2 separate regions of the Mus musculus genome follow, and region 1 is linked to region 2. Evidence: chromatin loops called from intact Hi-C (ENCODE). Cell type or tissue: left cerebral cortex. All regions are shown on one strand. Each heading gives the region's core, and the rest is flanking DNA. Links, peaks and the distances in the headings are about the cores only. Region 1 has its middle 4.5 kb from the start of Gm5922. Region 2 overlaps Myrip (myosin VIIA and Rab interacting protein).

What was found. Hi-C counts contacts between places; a loop is a spot of excess contacts. Peaks named below come from ENCODE experiments on the same cell type or tissue, not always from the same donor. Only the 100,000 strongest peaks of a DNase experiment are listed, where the experiment ranks them.
Region 1: a loop joins it to region 2, with 7 times the contacts of the local background. A loop is called at or near these places in 11 of 42 quality-filtered maps.

What each region holds. Positions count from the first base shown.
Region 1 is chr9:120,139,451-120,142,360 of GRCm38, reverse strand. No RefSeq gene overlaps it. Among named protein-coding and RNA genes, the nearest start is that of Gm5922, 4.5 kb to the right of the region's middle. In left cerebral cortex, for the core only: a CTCF peak has its summit at 1,531 (motif pointing left); a DNase peak (open chromatin) is centred at 1,521.
Region 2 is chr9:120,432,264-120,435,173 of GRCm38, reverse strand. It overlaps Myrip (myosin VIIA and Rab interacting protein), which reads right to left. Exons shown (of 17, transcript NM_144557.5): 10 at 2,196-2,821. Among named protein-coding and RNA genes, the nearest start is that of D830035M03Rik, 59 kb to the left of the region's middle. In left cerebral cortex, for the core only: a CTCF peak has its summit at 1,132 (motif pointing left); a DNase peak (open chromatin) is centred at 1,131.

The sequences.
Region 1 (2,910 bases), core at 254-2,753, 290 kb after region 2:
TCACATGGACACTGTGTGCTGTCACAGGGAAGCTATGTGCTGTCACAGGGAAGCTGTGTGCTGTCACAGGAACACTGTGTGCTGTCACAGCAAACTATGTGGTGTCACAGGGAAACTGTGTGCTGTCACAGGGAAGCTGTGTGTTGTTTCGGTAAGCTGTGTGCTGTCACAGGTTTCTGCATGCTCTCACACTGAGAGATGGAGAATGGAGAGTTTCATCGTCTTTGCTTTGTTTCGTGTGGATGAAGGGCCCTGTTTGTAAGCAGAGAAAGTCTTCTTGTGCCTCCAGCATCCTGGTTTGCCTAGTACCCCAAAACAACCAAATAGGTATATATTTTAATTATCACTTTCATAGCTTTTGAAACCAAAACGTTTTAAAAGACCTTATTTTTTTAAATATTTATTTATTTATTATATGTAAGTACACTGTAGCTGTCTTCAGACACTCCAGAAGACGGCATCAGATTTAATTACAGATGGTTGTGAGCCACCATGTGGTTGCTGAGATTTGAACTCAGGACCTTTGGAAGAGCAGTCCGCGCTCTTAACCGCTGAGCCATCTCACCAGCCCAAGACCTTATTTTTAATGAGATGTGTGGGTGTGCCTGTAAGCACAGTCCCCACAAAAGCCAGAGGACAGCATCAAAGTGCTGGAGTTTCCCCCCCCCCCCCAAGCTTCCATTAAATCACAAAGTAAGCAGTCGGAGATGCACTTGTCTTTTTGTAACTTGTTCTGTTTAGTTTTGTGTTTTACAGGGGTGGGGGCGGGAACGTATTTTGGTTTAGGTTTATTTAGTGTGTGTGTGTCAGGGTCTCACTATGTATCCCTGGCTGTCCTGGAACGCACTTGGTAGGCTTTGAACTCACAGAGATCTTCCTACCTCTCTTCCTAACTGTTGGAATTAGAGGTGTGTGTCTTGTGTGACATAACCTGTCTTGTTTTTATTTTTAAGACTGGGTCTTTTTGTGTTGCTCAAGCTGACCTCAAACTCACCGCCCTTGCTTGTACTGGTTAGTTTGGGCTGTCAAGCTGATACAGCTTAGAATCAGCTAAGAAGGGAGTTTCAGCTGGGGGACTGGCCACATCAGGCTGGCCTGTGGGCATACATATCTTTGGATGATTGTCCAGATTATTATTTGAGTCAACCTTTGTGGGCAGCCCCAGGTCCTGGATAGGGGGCTCTAGGCTGCAGAATTATGCAGAGTCTGGCTGACTGTGTCCAAGTGAGCAGGCAGCATGCAGTGTGGGTGCCTTCATCTCTCTCTAAACTTGACTGAGGCAAACTGTCTCGGCCTCTGCGATTTCCCTGCAGTATGGGGCAGTAACCTGGAATCATAAAACCCTTTCTCCCGTGTTGCTTTTAGCCAGCTTTTGTCTTTTGTGCTTTGTTTTGTTTTTAATCACAGCCACAAAAAGCAAACTAGAAACTCTTCGTGACTCAACTGTGATTACAGGCTTGTGCCGCAGCAAACAGAATTCCAGTCAGAAGAGGTCTGTTCTGGCAACCATGGTACTGTCCTGCCCCCTGGTGGCCAGAGTAAGTCAGTACCAACAGTTGAAAGGCGTAGAATAATGCTATTCAATTAGAAAGGCTCTTCCTGGATTGCCCTGGTAGCTATCTTATGGCTACATAAAGCTGTGATATTAACCAAACAGTTCCCAAACCTTATCAAGTCCCATAGAAGGTGACTGACATGCTGACAGAGATCAGGAACTAGTCATAATCTGGGCCAAGTTCACTGACCGTTCAAGAGTTTCCATGTTGTGACAGTATTGTTCCTAATTACTGTATTAGATATCCAGATGAGCTGAGAATGTCAATGCTCACCTATCATCCCAGCACTCGGGAGGCTGAGGCAGGAGGTCTCTGTGAGTTCAGGGCTGGGGATGTAGCTCTGTTGGTACAGTGCTTGTCTAGGATACAGAAACCCTGGGTTTGACTCATGCACTGAATAAAACCCAGCATGGTGGCTGTGATGTGACTTTTCCTTGGGAAATGCAAACAAACATGTATTCACTTGCATAAATCATTGAAAACAAAGAGAACAATTCTACCCACTGAAGTCTAGGTCAGTGAACTAGCAAGTTTATGAATGTTATTACAAGAGACTGGATGAGGAGTTACAGGAACATGAATAACTCCAGGGAAGGTGGATCACCACTCCAGGACAGGTTAACAACCCATAAAACCAGCATCCCTAAAGCTCCCAGCACAGTTTGCAGCCTGTCTGAGAGTATATTTGTTCAGCAGTCACCACTGACTTCATAACCTTGGGGAGGGGGGATCTCACGAACCTTGTAATTTTCAGGAGCCTCCTGAGACTTGTGTGTTTACTTCCTGGGTAAGCCCCTCCTCCTGCTCCAGGAGCAATGCAGTTTCTCACAATAGAACCTGTGTCTGTGACACCGAAGCCCTCTTAACCTTGTTATTCAGACTAGATCCCTTATTGGTGCTTCCATATTTCTTAAGGTTTCCAGACTGTCTGACTGACACTTTAAGTGGTGGATAATTCCCAGGTACACTTGCCCTTGGGAGTGGTGGGAAAACAGCTGATGCCCCTCTACCTAAGTCATTCTAAAAACTAAAGACACCCTCCAAGTAAGTTTGAACTTGTGTCTCAGTTTCCTATTTGCTATGAAGATCTCTTTATTGCTAATTTTATTTTTATGTCCATACATAAAAATACTTTATGGGCTCATGTGCACCAAGTGTATGCAGGTCCAGAAGTGGGCATTGGATATCACACACACACACACACACACACACACACACTAATCCTTTCTTTTTAAATCTAGACACGCTAGTGCGCACTTGCAATCTTCACACTGGGGAGGCAGAGACAGGAGGAGGATCCCTAGGGACTGATGGCCAATCAGTCTAAATGACCTATTTGCAGAAACCTAGACCA
Region 2 (2,910 bases), core at 172-2,671:
TTTTATGTGTGTCCATGTGACACAAGCAAGTCATCTGAAAATGGGAACCTCGATTGAGAAAATACCTCCATAACATGGGGCTGTGGGCGAGCCTGTAAGGTGTTTTCTTAATTAGTGATTGATGGGGAAGGGCCCAGTCCACTGTGGGTGGGGCCATCCCTGGGCTGGTGATCCTGGGTTCTGTAAGAAAGCAGGCTGAGCAAGCCATGTGAGCAAGCCAGTAAGCAGCCCCCCTCCACTGCTTCCCACCAGTTCATACTTCCAGGTTCCTGCCCTGTTTGAGTTCCTGTCTTGACTTCTTTCCATGATGAATAGGGACGTGGGAGTGTAAGCCGATAAACCCTTCCCTCAGTTTTCTTTTGGTCATGGCGTTTCATCATGGCAACAGAAACCCAAACTAAGAAAACGGCCTCACACAAAATACACCTTTAGTCACTTGGTGGGGGAGGGGGCATAGCAATGAGTTAATTTGTTCATTTTTATTTTATTTTAAATTATTTGTGACTCTTTGTCTGTATGTGCACTACGTATGTGCCTGTGCCCTCAGTGCAGAGAAAGAGGGCGTCAGATCTTCTGGAACTGGAGTTACAAGCACCTGTGTGCTGCCTGATGTGGGTGCTGGGAACTAAATCCAGGTGCTCTTTAGGAGAAGCAAGTGTTCTTAACTGCTGAGACATCTCTTCAGCCACGTCTGTCTTCTGGGATGGGGATGTGTGTGGTTTCTTATTAGGTGGTTTAGGCTAGACCAGAACTCGCTATGTAGTCCAGGTTAGCCTCTGATACATTATCCTATGCCTCTGGAGTACTGGAATCAGTGACATGTGCTACCTTGCCTGGCAGTAAACGCCACTGGGATGCTTTAATATCTGTATATTATAGTTTTGTATGTATATTATGACACAATATTTATACAAATATAAATATTTAATATTTGTATATTATAGTATGTCACTTGCTTTGTCTTATGTTTATTTATATTTTTTCTGAAGTAACAGTTTAAATATGAAATTTTTATTTCATTTCAACCTGGGGTGTCTTATTTTCAGGAGGAGGCAGAAGTGAGAACTGCCCTATGAAAGGAAACTGAAGATCTGAACACCCGGACAGCGTAGCAGCATCGCCACCTAGTGGCGATGAGAGGGTACTGCTACTTGCTCAAGTCCTTCCAGAGGAGGAAAGGAGGGTAAAGGGCGCCTTCTGGCTGGCCTCTGGCTCCTCCCTACCTGGTGTTGTCATGGTCACCAGGCCAGACCATTGCTTTTATTTTGTCAACTTGACACAGGCTAGAGTCATCTGGGAAGAGCAAATCTCACTTGAGAAAATCCCTCTCTAGATTGCCCTGTGGACAAGGCTATGGTGCATCGTTTGGGTAAATGATTGATGTGGGAGGGCCCGGCTCACTGTGCCACTCCGGGGTCAGTGGTCCTAGGTTGTATGAGAAAGCAGGGTGAGCAAGCCATGAGGAGCAAGCCAGGGATGGCCTCTGCATCAGCTCCTGCCTCCAGGTTCCTTCCATCTGAGCTCCCCGGGCTATGGCTTTCCTCACTGACAACGCACGACCTGAGAGTTGAAAGCAGACACAAATCGTCCTTAGAGATGGTTGTGTGTGTGAAGGTATATGTGTGTGTGATGAAAATATAGATACCAGAGATTAACCTCAGATGCTGTTCCTCAGGTGGCATCCACCTTTTTTTTACTGGCCTGGGGCTCACTGAATAGGTAAGGCTGGCCATGTGGTGACTGTGAGGAGTCTGTCTCTGTCCCTGTCTCTGTCTTCCCAGCACTGGAATAGCAAGTGTGTGCCACCATGCTTGGCTTTTTCTGTAGGCGGTGACTGAACTCGGGTCTTCAAGCTCACACAGTGAACCCTTTTCCAACCGAGCCCTCTTTCGAGCCCTGCCTCCCCCGCCCCCGCTCTCTCCCGTGTTCCTTTTCTCTGCATTCTGTCCACCACGAACTGAAGAAGCCCCCTACCACCTGTGCCTGCCGTTGATGTTCTGGTCAAGCTCAAGAGACACAGCACCCACATGGAAGCCTCCAGAGAGGCGAGCCCAAGTGACAACTCAGGGTGCGCTTGGCCGCAAGACCAATAGAATCTTAGACAGCAGAGCCCAAACCCAGGCTCTCTTGGGTACTATGCGCAGAGAAGGGTCATCCTACTTTCAAAATATCTGTGTGCTTGCGGGTTTCTTTACCTGAGCCGTGTGCAGTGCCCGTGGATGGGCACCAGGTGAAGGCAGACCCCTGTTTGACTCCTCGGGGCCCACTCGTGCCCTTCTCCACCTCCTGGCCCGGCGCTCTGCAGTGCGGAGGGTCTCCTCTGGATCGCTACTGTCGGAAGTCTCTCCACCGGCTGCCTGAGGGTTGAAATTGACGTCCAGTTCTCCCTGGAGGGGCATCTTCTCCACTGCGGGGTTCTTGGGGGCCTTCCTCTGCAGCCAGGACAGCTTAGCCCGGCAGCCAGCTTCCCGAGATGAGCTGGTGGAAGATGTCTCTGAATCCGAGCACATGGCCTCAGGGTTTGAGGGAGAGGTGGCTAAGGGACCTTGGCCAGAACTCTGGGCCTGTGTAGGCTGAGGCTGGGGTTGCTTGAGCCTGCTCTGGGACGGTGGGCACAGCTTACTCAAGGCTTCGCTGTAATCAAAGTCTTCCTCACTGTCGGAACCGATCTCATCATAGGCAGACGTCACACTGGACGCCACCTCCAGGGCCTGAAAGGTCCCACTCTTCGGTTTGGTCAGCAGGCGGGTTGGGGGCTGTCTACTACCGTCCTTCAAGGTCATCCAGTTCCCATCGGGGCTCTGCAAAAGTGGGGCCAGGTCTGTGGGGTAGAGGTGAGAAAGACACCAGAAGGGTCCATTATTACTGTAGGAGCGAGTTGGGGGGGGTAACACGTCATCTCCTACAAGG